Linked DNA regions of Homo sapiens: region 1 is linked to region 2. Evidence: read pairs that join two places in POLR2A ChIA-PET (ENCODE). Cell type or tissue: GM12878. All regions are shown on one strand. Each heading gives the region's core, and the rest is flanking DNA. Links, peaks and the distances in the headings are about the cores only. Region 1 overlaps ATM (ATM serine/threonine kinase). Region 2 has its middle 24 kb from the start of DDX10.

Region 1 (8,276 bases), core at 1-8,000, 350 kb after region 2:
AAGTCCAATACCTAAATATAATTTAAAAAGAAAAAATTATAAGGAGAGAAATAATTTTAAAGTAAGCCAACAAAACTTACTGTAATAAATGATAAAATCTATTAACCTAGATCAGATTAAATGTTCTAATTACGTCTAAGATACCCAGCTTTTAGTTTCTGTGTTTTCAAATAATTCAATAACTATGTAAGGTACTACTACAAGATGGGTACTGAGGTTAAAAAAAATGCCAATATTAATGAAACAGTTTATATAAGTAGTAACTCAAATACCACCATAACGTTGCGAACTGCTATCCCTAGTTTTGACTACCTCTCTACTTCAGCACAGTAGATAAAACTATCAAAAGTACCAAGTGCTCTGTAATTGATTACAAAGGTTAATTCATTAAGAATATTTTTCCAATCATTTTACAAAAAATATTCTCAATAAAATCACCAATTATACCAAATAAACATAAAACACTCAAATCCTTCTAACAATACTTTATATATTTTAAATACCATTTTGAAGATGAGTCAGAAAATTACCTGTTTCTGAACCTCCACCTGCTCATACACAAGGGGTATAAGTGTACCAACAATAACATGAAGATGGTTTTCTAGAGCATCCTTACAGTAAGTCACGGCTGTCTGGCAAACCTGACTTAATAAGTCACAACAAAGGGAGAAGCTACGTAATGACACATCCATGATACAAGAAGGCCTAATATAGGGAGAAAAAAAAACAACAACAACCAGTAAGTTCTGGAAAATTACTCTGAAATAAATTCATTCAGAAGTCCTTTTGTTCAGCATCTCTAATTCTTATATGCCTTGACATAAATATTTTAATGGCTTATAAGCCAAAAAGAGAAGTCACATCAGCAAAATGCAGAATAGGCAGCTCTAAGCTTCCATCCTTTAATAGAAACATTGAAAAACAGGCAAAATTGTCAGAACTAATTTTGTTAGAATTCTGTAAAATAGTCAAAGGTTTACAGTAATCAGGAAAATATTGAATCAAGAAAAATCCAACTGAAAAACAGCAGGAAAGCTTTGTGGTAACTTTACTTGTCCTTGCCCACCCCTACCCCAGCGTGGCAACAATCACAAAAGCAGTGGCCTATATCCTCGGTGTGAGACACTGGCTCATGGTAGTTCATGGAGCTAAGTAGATTAGTTGCAAACTATTGTATATGTCTATTCTAACCTGTCTGGAACCAAGGACTGATGTAAAGTGCGTAGCTCTGTTTTGTTTAACTTCATACCAGCTACAAAAGATATGGGTGTTGCTTGAAACTTTGTAAGGCAGACCAACAACCTGCAGGTGCATAGGGCAAAAGATTACTGTTGAGACATACAAGAGGCTGCCTAAAGCCTAGGAGTAGCTGGGGAGCGTATTTCTTTGGGAAATTAGTATATTCAAAAGCACCCACAAATTAGGGGGAATTCAGAAAGCCACACACATGCTCAAGATAAGACTCTTGCTCAGAAAAGACCAGAGAAGACCCTAAGCTTGTATTTGGGGCTGATCCCAAGCAATGCAAGCATGGCTAAGTGTTGAAGAAGAATCCTAGCATAAAGCCAATCTGCAAACACTAGGAAAAGTTTTCTCCTCTCATGCTTCCTCATCCCAACACTCTTGGTATCCAAGGAAATCTCTATCAAACACTATCTAAACACAAGCTAAGGTACAAAGTTTTCAGTGACCACACAAGGCAAGACACAAAAGGACATATATTGTACAACTCTAGATTAAAATATCTACAATAGGCAAATTCATTGAGACAGAAAATAGATTAGTTTCTCAATGGCCAGTGGGGAGGAGGAATGTGGAGTTATTGTGGAATGAGTAGAGAGGTTCAGTTTGAGATAATGAAAGTTTGGACATAGACAGTGGTGATGGTTGCACAACAATGGAAATGTAATTGATGCTACTGAACTGGCCATTTAATGGCGAAAATAAAAAATTTTATGTTATATAGTTTACCACAATAAAAAAGACCTTAAAAAATAGAAATCTCATTAAAATCAATGGAAAAGATCAGAGATGCTAAATTGAACAACCCCAATTCTTGTTTTGTTTTTGTTTTTTCTTTCTTTTCTTGAGACGGAGTCTTGCTCTGTCGCCCAGGCTGGAGTGCAGTGGTGCGAATTAGACTCACTGCAAGATCTGCCTACCTGGTTCTGGCCATTTTCCTGCCTCAGCCTCCTGAGTAGCTGGGACTACAGGCACCTGCCACCACACCTGGCTAATTTTTTTGTATTTTTAGTAGACACGGGGTTTCACTGTGTTAGCCAGGATGGTCTCGATCTCCTGACCTTGTGATCCACCCGCCTCAGCCTCCCAAAGTGCTGGGATTACAGGCGTGAGCCACTACACCCGGCCGAACAACCCCAATTCTATAGTAACATTTATTTGAGGCCATCAATAGCTAGAATATTAGTATTAAAATGTTGAAGATCCTTCTTAAGATTTCTAGAATTGGAGAAGTAGTGCTTTTTTTTTTTTTTTTAATTGAGTGAAAGTCTCACTCTGTTGCCCAGGCATGAATGCAGTGGTGCAATCAAGGCTCACTGGCAGCCTCAAACTCTTGAGCTCAAGCCATCCTCCTACCTCAGCCTCCTAAGTAGCTAGAACTACAGGCGCATATCATCATACTTGGATAATTTTCTTTTTTTTTTTTTTTTTTTTTTTTTTTTTGAGACAAGAGTCTCGCTCTGTCTCCCAGGCTGGAGTGTAGTGGCACAATCTTTGCTCACTGTAACCTGTAACCTCTGCCTCCTGAGCGCAAGCCATCCTCCCACCTCAGCCTCTGGAGTAGGTGAGACTACAGGTGCATGCCACAATCCCTGGCTTATTTTTTAAAAAATTTTTGTAGAGATGGGTTTTCACATCATGTTGCCCAGGCTGGTCTCTAACTCCTGGGCTCAAGCAATCTACCTACCTCAACCTCCCAAAGTGCTGGGATTATAGGTGTGAGCTACCACACCTTGCCCTAATTTTCTTTTTTAAAAAATTTTTAGTAGAAACGAGGTCTGCTATGTTTCCCAGGCAAGTAGCGCAATTTTTAAAAACTAATAAGTAAATATAATAGACATCTTAAAAAGCAAAATTCAGAAAGCAACATTCTGGTATCTACCTCTTAGAAGCATATAAACTTTCAATTAAAAGAACAGGATAGGTTGGGCATAGTAGCTCATGCCTGTAATCCCAGCACACTGGGAGGCTGAGGCTGACAGTTCGCTTGAGCCCAGGAGTTTGAGACCACCCTGGGCAATATGGTGAAACCCCACCTCTACAAAAAACACAAAAAATTAGTCAGGCATGGTGGTATGCTCCTGTAGCCCCAGCTACCCGGCAGGGTGAGGAGGAAGGATAATCTGAACCCAGGAGGTTGAGGATGCAGTGAGCCGTGACTGCACCCAGCCTGGGCGGACAGAGTGAGTCTTTGTCTCAAAACAAAACAAAACAAAGCAAAAAAACAGGAAGAACAGGATAGAAAGACTGCTTATATATTGGTCTAAATATGTTATTTACCTTTGGTTGATATAGTGAATCAAAGTATAAATAACGTCTCGAAGAACAAAGGCCCAAGCTCCTCCTAAGCCACTTTTTATATCTTTCAGTAATAAACTAACAAACAGGTGATATATTTTAAGAATTCTGTGCTTCTTATAAACATTATTTGTTTCAGCTGCTTGCTCACATATGGCAAGAAGAATTTTCTGATAGGAATCCTAGAAAATAAACAGATTTAGTAAAAACTTGTTTAATTAGATACTCGGCTACAATAAATACACTTTATATTTTTTCTTCAAATATTTGAATACCTACACATTTTATATTTAAAATAACTAAATAACAGAATTTAGATTTGGGTTTGATATCAAGTACAAAATGTTACATTAAGAAAATTACTATCTTAAACTATTGCCAATTTATTTAATTTTCAGAAAGTAAACTACAATTAAATAGTATATTCCTATGAAAAAGTAGATATATTCCCTGAGCTAATATATCACTAAAGTGTCACAAGATTCTGTTCTCATATGTAACATATTTCAATTAATGCTGACAAGTAAAATACCATTTAAACTTGTAAATGAATGTTTTCCTTTTTAATTATGAGATAAATTTTTCATTTGTTTACTTTTCCTCTTTAAGATGTATTTACAAAGTTTTTTTAGCTAAAAAAGAAGGAATGTTCTATTATTAAACTCATCATGTATACTTACAGGGCTTTTGGAAAGAATTTCTAAAATGCTTTTTAACTTGGTTTTATGACAATTGCTGATATAGGCAAATGTTGCTTTAATCACATGCGATGGAAAATGAGGTGGATTAGGAGCAGGATCCAAATCCCTAACAGAGTTAAGGGAAAAAATACAGTCATCGTTTTAAAAAGTTTTGTTCATAGACCAGTGAACTTCCAAAATGAAAATTTAGATTTTAATAACCCCCAAATTCAAAAACCATTTTTCTACTGAAAAACTATACTTTCAATAAAATCACAAATGACATATCACAGTCCAGATATATAAATCAGATTATCTAAATACCTTTCACCCTCAGTAACTTAAATAATCTTAAATGATCTTATAATGATTTTCTTAAAAAATCTTATAAAGTTAAAAGGCAGTTCAATAAATGAGCCTCAGTATTACTTCAGATCAGAATCAAAGCTCTATGCCAGTACTGTAAAAGCAGTACTTTAAGACATGGCAATCAACACTTATTTAGACAGCATGAAATTACATATGTGAAAGTACTTTCTCAGATATTATTACTATTTTATATGCCCAGCACAGTAGGGCACATTAAAAAAAAAAAAAAAAAAGTAAAGCATATTTTCAAGTAGCTTACAATCAAGCCAGGGAAACAACTCTGATGTTCATATACAACTCAGAGACATTCACATCCAAATTAAATTGTACAGATAATAACGCACAATAAAGAAAAGGTGAGGCTGGGTACGGCGGCTCATGCCTGTAGACCCAGCACTTTGGTTGGCCAACACGGGGGAATCATTCGAGGCCAGAAGTTCAAGACCAGCCTGGGCAACACAGTGAAACCCCGTCTCTACCAAAAATATAAAAAATTAGCCAGGCGCAGTGATGTGCATCTGTCGTCCCAGCTACTCGAGAGGCTGAGGTGGAAGGAAGGATAGCTTGAGCCTGGAAGACAGAGGTTGCAGTGAGCCGAGATTATGCCACTGCACTCCAGCCAGGGCAACAGAGTGAGACTCCATCTCAAAAAAAAAAAGAAAAGGTGATCTAGAAAGGCAAGACCTAGATAAAGAGAAGAGAACTAGGAATAATGTGTATGAAGAAAAAAATTTCAAGGGCCAACAGATGGCACAATGTTCAAATATTACAGAAAGACTAAGAAAAGGTTATTGGGTTGGCCAACCAAGTGGTCAATTTAGAAAGAGTAATTACTGTGGGGAGACTATGGTAAAAGAGGATAGGTAATTACCTCAATTCAAAGGTGGCTATTTTTAAAGAAAATTTTTTAAAAAGAGTGATGTCTATAAATTGAAATAGACATTGAAGGTGTCAACCAATAAACTTCTTTAAAAACTTGTGAAGTTAGAGCTAGTTCTCTAAGTTTAAAATGTACATACCCTGAAAAGTCACAGAGGTCAGTGCTCTGACTGGCACTAGAATTTGCTGGCTCATGTAACGTCATCAATAACTCCACCACAATCTCTGGTAAATTACTAATGAATAAGTGATCAATCTGCAAGGGCACAAAATTAAAATATATTTAATATTTTATATCTGTGAACGTCAAGACAGCTCAAAAGGCATATATTACCTTATTTCCAAAAGTATTCGATGACTGTAAAAGAAAATAGATGACTCAAAGTCCAAGATTTACAAGATTATAAATAACTCTACCTTTTTCTTCTATGCAGCCAACCTGTAGACTAAGAGGAAAAAGTATGAAAATCAGCCAAACAAGGCCCCCTTAATCCAATTCTTCAATTTTAGAGAATCATTTTAAATAAGACTTCAGGTCTATCATTAAGTTGTATGACCTGGTAATTTTTCTGCCAACCAAATTTCCCACTGATGTATAACTGCTCCTCTATCTGAATTTTACTCTTGACTTTATTTGGGAATTCTGTCTCAATTACAGAACTTTACTGTTAAGAATTCCCAGGGACTGCGAACAATGTCATCTTTGTTCCCTGCGTAACTTCTTCCCAGACTTCTACTTGAGTGCCATCCCAAATTCTAAGGCTAGCTGCGATCCACATCCCCTTTCATCAATAGTAGAATAAAACCCTCCCCAACAGATTTGGACTTTTCATTAATCTACTTCCCACTATAGACAGGTAGCTTCACAAAAGACACAAATTCTCTAAATATAAAGAATAAGTCTGCTATGTTGCACTTTAGTTAAATGAATGAGAATTGTGAAGTCTTAAGGGTGAATATAACAACTTTCCAAATAAGGAATTACAGTGATAAATGGCTAATTTACTTAATGCATAAGGAAGTTCAAAAACATACTTCCTAATAACAAAAAATATTTTAGAAGGTGACAAGAAAGAAACCTAACGTAAATGAGGCAGGGCAATAAGGTCTGGAGGCAGGGAACCTAAGGTCAATCCATGCTGACCTCCTAGAACGAAATCAAAAGGAAAACCCCAACTTTCCATGCTCAAGTAACAAAAGGACAAGAGGCTACTCCCTTTGCAACCCCCTCCCTTTTACTGTGGCAGATAAGAAATTGAAAGTACCTCTGATTGGTCCCCTCCTATAACCAATCAGACTGATTACAGACCACTACTTCATTTACATAGGGTGTATACCAAGTAACCAATGGAAAACCTCTGAAGGGTATTTAAACCCCAGAAAATTCTGTAACCAGGCCCTTGAGCCACTTGCTCAGGGCCCACTCCCACTCTGTGGAGTATAATTTCATTTTCAGTAAATCTCTGGCTTTGTTGCTTCATTCTTTCCTTGCTTTGTTTGTGTGTTTTATACAATTCTTTTTTTTTTTTTTTTTTTTTTTTTTGAGACGAAATCTTGCTCTGTTGCCCAGGCTGGAATGCAGTGGTACAATCTTGGCTCACTGCAACCTCCACCTCCCGGGTTCAAGTGATTCTCCTGACTCAGCTTCCCAAACAGCTGGGATTACAGGCACACACCACCACACCCAGTAGAGATGGGGTTTCACCATGTTGGCCAGGTTGGTCTTGAACTCCTGATCTCAGGTGATCCACCCGCCTTGGCCTCCCAAAGTGCTGGGATTACAGGCGTTAGCCACCGCACCCGGCCAAGAATTTAACTTACATCTTTAACCAAAAAGCTAAGAAACTGTGATTTAATTTTTGCTGTTCTTCATTCTTGAGGCAAGAGTTTCAATCGAAGTTGAACGTAATTACTTTTCCCTCCAAAACCTATTCAGGCTCTAAAAATTGCTGTCTTTTGGTTTGAATACATTAAGAAAAGAATAGTAAGATTAAGAATGCTCAGAAGACTAAGCTGGGAGATTGAATGGGAGTGGCTAGAGGCTGAGTATCTCTCTCAAATTCCATAACCTCTGGAGTGCCTATTTCTGTTCCAGCTGTCTTTGGGAAAGGAGTCCTCTGCTCACCATTTCCCTTCAGACTGCAGACTTACAACCAGTTCTGAATAGGTCCACCTAAGCAACTAAGGAACTTGCTGTTCCATTTCTTGGTTCAATATAGATAACTAGGAAACTAAAAAAAAAAAAGGTCCCTTGAAGTTTATCTAATATTGACCAAGTTTGGTTACTTATCCCTTACTTATATCCAAAATAAATAAATACATACATAAATGTGGGGTGACCACAGCTTTTTTATCTTAAAAAATTTGTATGTATGTTTTAATATAAGTTGCTTCAAAAAATTTTGGAAATGTATATAAATGATTATAAAACAAACGAAGCTTTTTAAATCCTTCCTTACTTGACTCCTTCTTTTGACAAACATTTAATGAATACTCAAAATATATTAGAGATACATCAGCCAAAAAAAAAAAAAGAGAGAAAAATGTATACTGGAGAAGACTGGTAAATAATAAACATAATTCAAAAGTAAATTATGGTCTGGCAAGGTGGCTTACATCTGTAATCCCAGCACTTTGGGAGGCTGAGGTGGGAAGATCACCTGAGGTCAAGAGTTAAAGACCAGCCTGGCCAACATGGTGAAACCCCGTCTCTACTAAAAATATGAAAATTAGCTGGGTGTGGTGGTGCGCAGCTGTAGTCCCAGCTACTTGGGTGGCTGAGGCAGGAGAATTGCTTGAACCCAGGAG
Region 2 (8,343 bases), core at 197-8,196:
CCAAACTGTACATTTTAAATGTGTAAATTGTTTGGTATGTGAATTATATCTCAATAAAGCTGTTAAAAAAGAAACCATTGTCCCTACATCAGCCACTACCCTCAGAGTCACCCTATGTGTATGTGTACTACAAATCTCTGTAATTATCAAGCTGTCCTCACAGGGTTAACAAGAATTCTGGACAGAAATATAGTTATAATTAAGCAGCTATAGTTAATCAGGCTGCGCTTTGCCCTCTTCCTTGTAACTGAAAGTAACATTAGATACTGACCATTTGCATTCCCACTGTTCCTACAGTTAGGATCTCTGATGTTAGAATCATATGGCTTTTGCTTATGAATTGCTTAAGGTGTTTTTTAGATCCCAAATCCCAGGGAAACAGCTGATGCCAACCAGTTTAAAGACCCCCACAGAGGAACCAAATCAGCATGAGAAAACAGTTTCCTTATCTCCCTGTCCCTTGACTTCACTCTGCACTTTTCAACTGATCAACAATCTCCATGCTTTGGCCCACTCCAAAACCCTTAAAAACTCTATCCCCAAACTCCTCAGGGAGACAGATTTGAGGTTTCTCCCATTTCCTCTTCAAAGGCCCTATGATTACACCTCTTTCTCTGCTGCAACCTGGTATCTTGGTGCCAGTAGGTAAAGGACCCTGTAGGTAAAGGACCCTGTAGGTAAAGGACCTACAGTTATAATCAGATACAATGACATCTTGTCCTTTGAATTTTCTCGTGGGACCTCTGGTGGGCTATTCATCTTATGCTTTGAAAAAACCTCTGAAATGGGTCATGGCCATACTATGTCTTAGGCAAAATATTGCTCCCTGATCTTTTTCCTACCACCTCACCTAGAGTTTGGACTTTGGCATTTATAAAACAAACTGGCACACTTTTGAGAGTGGAAGGGAGAGCTATCAATAATTACTCTGACACATAAACCATAAACTAGGACTGTCCTGAGAAAAATATTAGGACATATAGTCCTTAACTAGAGCTCAACAACAATGGGTATACAATGAGCCTAGCAGCATGATTCCAAATAAGAAAAAGTCAACAATATTTAAAAACCTAAAATTGCAACAATACAAATTCCCTTTCATTATCAAATTCCCAGTGTGACATTTAAGTACAAATAATGGCTGGGGGTACAGTGGCTCACACTGTAATCCCAGCACTTTGGGAGGCTAAGGCAGGCAAATCACTTGAGGACATGAGTTCAGGAGAAGCCTGGCCAATGTGGCAAAACCCCATCTCTACTAAAAATAGAAAAATTAGCTGGTCATGGTGGTGCATGCCTGTAATCCCAGCTACTCGGGAGGCTGAGGCACAAGAATTGCTTGAAACCAGGAGGCAGAGGTTGCAGTGATCTGAGATTGTGCCACTACACTCCCACCTGGGTGACAGAGCAAGACTCTGTTTCCAGAAAATACAAACAATGAATCTCCTTCATCCTTTTAACTAATGTGCAAGATAGTAAAGCCCCACATTCTTAAAATTAAATCAAAATCCCAAAGACCACTCTTTTCCAATTTTGTTTTACACAGGTTCCTATGGATGAATTGAACACAATTCTATCCTAGGACAGCCCTAAAATGAATGCTTCAGATGCCATCCCCTCTAGGCTACTCAAGGATCTCAATGCAGCCCAGCAATTGTGCACTTTCTCTCCTCGTCCCAATTTTATTTTATTATTTTCTTTTATTTTTTGAGACAAGGTCTCGTTCTATCGTCCAGGCTGGAGTACAGTGGCACCATCTCGACTCACCGCAATCTCCACCTCTTAGGCTCAACCAATCCACCCACCTCAGCCTCCCAAGTAGCTGGGACCACAGGCGTGCATCACTACACCTGTCAAATTTTTGTATTTTCAGAAGAGGCGAGGTTTGCCGTGTTATCCTGGCTGGTCTCAAACTCCTGGGCTCAAGTGATCCACCCACCTGGGCCTCCCAAAGTGCTAGGATTACAGGTGTAAGCCGGCATGCCCAGCACTTTTTTTAATAGAAAAAAAAAACCAGAAACAAAAACTTCTCTTGATGAGCTATTATGCCATCTCTCTCCTCTCTGTCAACATGAAGAGTCAAACTCTGAAATATTTGATAAGATTTATTCTGAGCCAAATATGAGTGACCAATGGCCTGTGACACAGCTCCAGGAGATCCTGAGAACATGTACCCAGGGGTAGTATGGCTACAGCTTGATTTTATACATTTTAGGGAGTGATAAGACATCAATCAATACATGTAAGATGTACATTGGTTTAGTCCAGAAAGGCAAGACAACTTGAAGGGGGTAGGGGTTCCTGGTCATTCATAGGTGGATTTAAAGATTTTCTGATTGCCAATTGGTTAAAGGAGTTATTCTCTAAAGACCTGGAATCAATAGAAAAGAACTTCTGGGTTAAGATAAAGGATTTTGGAGACCAAGGTTTTATCATGCAGATGAGGCCTCTAGGTAGCAGGCTTCAGAGCTCTTATCAGATCTAAAAAGGTGCCAGACCCTTAGTTCTCTCCTGGATCAGGGAAAAGACCTGGAAAGGAATGGAGTTTCTCTACAGAGTGTAGAGTTTTTCATTTTGGGGTAAAGTGCTTCAATTTTTTTTAATTTTTTTATTTATTTAAATTTTTTTTCTTTTTTCTTTCTTTCTTCTTTCTTTCTTTCTGTTTTTTTTTGTTTGTTTGTTTGTTTTTTATATATATACAGCGTCTCACTCTGTCACCCAGGCTGGAGTGCAGTGGCACCATCTCTGCTCATTGCAACCTCTGCCTCTGGGGTTCAAGCGATTCTCATGCCTCAGCCTCCCAAGTAGCTGGAATTACAGGCATGCACCACTGCACCTGGCTAATTTTTGTATTTTTGGGTAGAGGCAGGGTTTCACCATCTTGCCCAGGCTGGTCTTGAACTCCTGACCTCAAGTGGTCTGCCTGCCTCAGCCTCCCAAAGTGCTGGGATTACAGGCATGGGCCACCGTGCCAGGCCAATGATTCAATTTCTTCAGGGCCTGCTGTCTGTCACATGATGCTATACTAGAGTCAGGCTGGAATTTGGTGCCTTATTTCTACAAAAAGTCTATTTTGTCATTCTTAAGAGCTCTGTTATAATGTTAATGCTGGTCACCTGTGCCTGAATTCCAAAGGGAGGAGGGTATAATGAGGCATGTCCAACCCCCACTTCCCATCATGGCCTGAACTAGCTTTTTAGGTTAACTTTGGAATGCCCTTGACTGAGAGGAGGGGTCCATTTGTTTGGTTGGGGAGGCTTAGAATTTTATTTTTGGTTTACATCTCTACAGAAAACATCCTTGAAAGTTCAGTCTGTACTTGGTGTCTTTAATATCTCTTCCTGTTAGCTTTGAATCCACTCTAATCAGGTTTTTGCTTCACCAATCCACCTACGTTGTTCTATCAAGGTTACTTTAATGCCAAATCCAGGTGTCAATCCCAGCAGCACTATTTGACACAGTTGCTTTCTCTCTTCTCCTCCACTCTTTTCATTTGGCTCCAGGACACCACAGTTGTTGGATTTCTTTTTTTTTTTTTTTTAATCTGTCTTGCCACTCCTGAGTTTCCTTTTCTGGTTCCCTCTCAGGTCTGACCCCTAAATTTTGGAGAGATCCAAGTTTTTAGATCTTTCTTTCTTTTGTAGGGGCCAAGGAACACTTTCATTTTGCCCTCCAAAGTTTCACTGAAAATTCCTGACATAAGGCAGAATAATAGAAAAAGAAGCATACAAATTTATTTAATGTGTATGCATAAGAGCTTTCAGAATGAAGACCCAACCTCCCTGTCAGCTGCAGAAGCTTATACACTGAGGAAAGAAAATAACTTTCATAAGAAGAATGAATGTGAGCTCTTTCAAATTATTAGGCCCAGAGAAGCATTAAATGAGACAGAAATCACACCCTACTCCCCCATATGAGCTCTCTGTATTCATCTCTTGAAACTGCTTGCTATTGCCACAAATAGCTATAAATGAACCTAACAATGCCACACCAGGCGCTATAATATAACCCACACCCTACAGCTTAACCATGTATAGCCAATCACTAATCAATATTATTTCTGAAAACCAGTGAGAATTCCTGACAAACAACTTTGCACCAGCTCACTCCCTGTCCCCATTTTTTGCCTTTAAAAATTGCCTTGTAACTGCTCTATAAATTATACACTGCTAGAGTGTATATTCAGGGCAACTGGAATCTATGATCCTGGTTGCAATCTTCAACCTTGGCCCAAATAAACTCTCTACTTATATTAATTTTGCTTCAGCTTCTTCCTTTTACATCGACAATACCATCTTGAGGTTGCAGAAAGAATCAGGGCTTGGATCCTGGTAAAACAGGTTATGGGGTGGGGGAAGAAGAGAAATTCTGTTGAGGAGAAATAAATTATTACTAGGGAGAATGAATGGATGTGAAACAGAGATTAGCTGGTAAATAATGTCTCTTTGGAATTTGAATGAGTCTGAGAAACAGACATTATCTTGTGAAAGGGTCTGTTTAGGTGTGGTTACATTCTTGGTCTTCTTTTCTGTGATAGATAATGAGAGATATGAAGGAGGGGAAGAAAAAATAATCATTGTTCTTGTTGATTCTGGATGTTAGGCAGATAAAGGAATTTCAACTTCTTTGAGAGAGGCCTTGAGTCTTCTTCAGTTCTGTATGTCAGAATGCCATATTTGGGGTATCAGTTTTTGAGCCCCAACTCACTTCCTAGATGAAGTCTCTTGGTTGCATGGTTTTAAATACCATCTCGAAAGTGAGGAAACCCAAATTTATATCTCTAGCACAAACCTCTTTTCTAGCTTCTAGCCCTGTGTATCCAACTACCTGTTTGACAACTCCACTTGGATGGCTAAAACTTCAAGCTTAACATGTCCAGCTTAGCCTTAAGCCCTGATAAGTTCACTCCTTCAAACCATTCCTCTCAATCTGCTCCAGCTCAGCTTATTACAATTCAATCCTTTGAGTTTCTCAGGTTAAAACTTAGTGTCACTCTTAAATGGACATCCTCACTCCATTTATAAATTGTGTTAGCTCAACCTTCAAAATATCTTCAGAATTCAGTTTTTTTTAAACAACCGGGCCATTGTTGAGATATCTTCAGAATTCAGTAACTTTTTATTACTGCCACTACCACTAACCTGGTCCCACCCACCTTTCTCTTCCTTCTCTCACATCATTGCATTAGCCTCTTACTGTTCTCCTAATTTCTATCATTGTTACCTCCTGTCTCTTCACACAGCAGGTAGAGTGATCCTGTTAAAATCTGAGTCTAATCATGTCACTCCCCTGCTCAAAACTCTCCATGGCTTACGGTCCCATTCAGAGTAAAAAGTGAGGTCCTTATTATGACCTGTAAGAACCCCATGATCTGACTTCCTGTGTTCTCTTTGACCTCATTTTTTACTACTTTCCCCCTACTCTCTGAGCTCTGGTTATACCAGCCTCCTTGCTCTTCCTTGAACACACCAGGCATGTTTTCAACATTAGGGTCTTTACATCTACTATTCCTTCTGAAGCTGGCTTCCTTACTTCCTTTAAGTCTTTTATCAAAAATCCCCTTTTCTTAGCCAGAGCAACATAGTGAGACCCCATCTCCACAAAAAATAAAAAATTAGCTAGGTGTGGTGGTGCATGCCTGTAGTCCCAGCTCCTCAGGAGGCTGAGTCAGAAGGATTGCTTGAGCCCAGAAAGTTGAGGCTGCAGTGAGCTATGACTGCATTGTTGCACTCCAGCCGGGCAACAGAGCAAGACCCCATCTCAAAAAAAGACAAAATTATCTTTCCACAAAGGCCTTTTACCATGTATATTTCCTCTTATTTTTGTCCATTGCACTAGAATATTGGTCATATGAGGGCAGGGAATTTTTTTCTGTTTTGCTCCCTGCTGTATACCCGTACCTAGAACAGCACCTGGCACACAGCAAGTGCTCCATAAATATTTGTTGAGTAAAAACTACACGAATATCATTCCTAAGTAGAGTTGGGAGTTCCCACAGCAACTCTGATTTTCAATTAATGCAATCCAAAGTTTCTCACATGCCTCACTTTGGTTCTGAGTGCCCAGCTGTCAGTGCAGCCTAGACCCAGAGTTCTGCTGCCAGGCAAAGACCAGAGCAGAGACTCAGAAGTATCTGAGAGAAGAAGCATTCACAAAGTCTGTGTTTCAAGTTTTACTAGGATGCCAAAGCCCTATGGGGTTAAATTCAGTTGGAAATCTCTTTCGACCTTTCATTCTGCTCCTATATTGGCACGTTTGTGATTTCCATCTCTGCCCTCAGAGCACAGCAATTGAGATACTCCTGTCTTTTTGATAAGTTTAGACATTTGTGGTGTTATTCCAGGTCTTCCTTGACTGTATCTTCCTTTTCCATTTCCAAAAAGTGCTCTGTCTTCCTGTCACCTTAATGCTGAGATGAGAGAGAACTTTGTCCAGTGATTTAGCCTCAAATTCTTTTGAGCAGACACTTTTATTCTGAGCCTCAGAAGCTGCAGAATTACTCAGAACTTTTTAGTAGGCTGATAAAGTTCATTGTGAATCTCCAAGAAAGAAATATGACTATTTCTCAAATTTACGTGACCATTAATAGCATCTTTATTGCAGAACAAAAATAATGTCCCTTGGAAAATAGATTGGAAAATTACTTGACAATTAATCATGCATTTTACAAATGCAAGATTTTTCTCCCCTAATTTTCTCACATACTTTACTGCGAACTCAAATGATGACTTCTCTATTAAACTTCTCTTGGTCAACCCAGGAAGAAAGTTTCAGGATTTCTATAGGGTTTATCACAATCTTTTTTGGGCCACAGCTTTATTGAGATTCAACCATTTAAAAGTGTGTAATTTAATAGCTTTTAGTATATTCACAGAGTTGTGCACCCAACACCACAATCAATTTTAGAACATTTTCATCGCATCAAAAAGAAGCATTATACCCTTTAGCTACCACCCTCTCCAATCTCTCTATTCCCACCAGCTCTAAGCAAATTTCAGTCTACTTTCTGTTTATATATATACTTGCCTATTCTGCACATTTCACGTAAATGGAATTATACAATATGTAGCCTTTTGTGACTGGCTTCTTTCTCTTAATGTTCTCAGGTCCATCTATGTTGTAGCATGTATCAGTACTTTATTTCTTTTTACGGACAAGCAATATGCCATTGTATGGATAAACCATGTTTTGTTTATGCATTCATCATAAACATTCTGGTATAATGCTGTTTTGTTTATGCATTCATCATAAACATGCTGGTATAATGCTGGTATAAACATTCATGTACAAGTTTTTATGGGGGCATATGTTTTCATTTCTCTTGCATACACTCTTAGCATCACAGTTTTTTGGAAACAAATGGAATAAGGACATTCTCCTGCTTGAAATCTCCAGCTGGCTTCCTATTGCACTTATAAGAGTCCAAACTCTTTACCAAACCTTTCCAGATCTTCGTATTCTGGTCCTAGCTACATCTCCCATCTGATCTCCTAAGTCTCCCTGCTCACAATACTTCACCACACTCGGATTTCTCCAAACACGCCAAGCTTGTTCTCGCCAGTGCAGTTTTGAACTTGCCTTCTCCCCCGATCTTCACGTGGCTGACTTGTTCTGATCAGACAGACCTCAGCCCAAAGTTCACCACCTCCTTACTGTGGCCTTCTCTGACCTATGCATCTAACGTTGTCTGGTTACTCTTTGCAGTTAGAACACCTATAATTATCTCAAAGTAACTTTAGTACAGATTTTCTGCTTGTTTATTTTATACCTTCTTGACTAAAATGTAGGATCTATAAGATGAGAATTCTAGTTTTTCACCACTCTATTCCCAATACTTGTCTCAGTGTCTACCAAATCACTATGTATAAGTGGATAAATTACCTTGGCATTCATTTGATATTCTGTCGAGGTTATATAATGCCCATTATCTTCTTTTATATTCTTCTTTGTTTCAAATCATTATTCTAAACTTCTTGAGCCAGTCCTTCTTTTGTACTTCTAAATAATCCTCATTACCAAGCAGAAGAGGCACTCAATAAATTTGCTCCCTGAAGATTTCTTATGATTTCAGCACATATAATTTGTTTATTCAATGTAAAGAAGGAGTTATTAGAAGCTTGTGGAGTTTAAGTGAAATTTTATTGGTTTCATGCCTGTATTTGTATAACCAATGCTAACATTCAAAATTAGGAAAACTATTCTGGTTTCCTTGAAGCAATGTAAAGATTGATAGGTTAAGTGGAGAATCTTTTGACTTAACCTAGTTTTTATCATTATACTTACAAATACACATCGACTTATTTGAGGCTCATTTACTCAATGAATGGTCCCACCATTTACTGA

The links. ChIA-PET counts read pairs that join two places held together with the same protein. Peaks named below come from ENCODE experiments on the same cell type or tissue, not always from the same donor. Only the 100,000 strongest peaks of a DNase experiment are listed, where the experiment ranks them.
Region 1: POLR2A ChIA-PET joins it to region 2 with 6 read pairs; 3 of 35 experiments call an interaction of 5 or more read pairs at or near these places.

The regions. Positions count from the first base shown.
Region 1 is chr11:108,285,048-108,293,323 of GRCh38, reverse strand. ATM (ATM serine/threonine kinase) reads right to left here. Exons shown (of 63, transcript NM_000051.4): 27 at 5,609-5,724; 28 at 4,221-4,347; 29 at 3,523-3,722; 30 at 531-705; 31 at 1-11. Among named protein-coding and RNA genes, the nearest start is that of ATM, 66 kb to the right of the region's middle. In GM12878, for the core only: no CTCF peak of the experiment used is centred there; a DNase peak (open chromatin) is centred at 3,393.
Region 2 is chr11:108,636,692-108,645,034 of GRCh38, reverse strand. No RefSeq gene overlaps it. Among named protein-coding and RNA genes, the nearest start is that of DDX10, 24 kb to the left of the region's middle. In GM12878, for the core only: no CTCF peak of the experiment used is centred there; no DNase peak of the experiment used is centred there.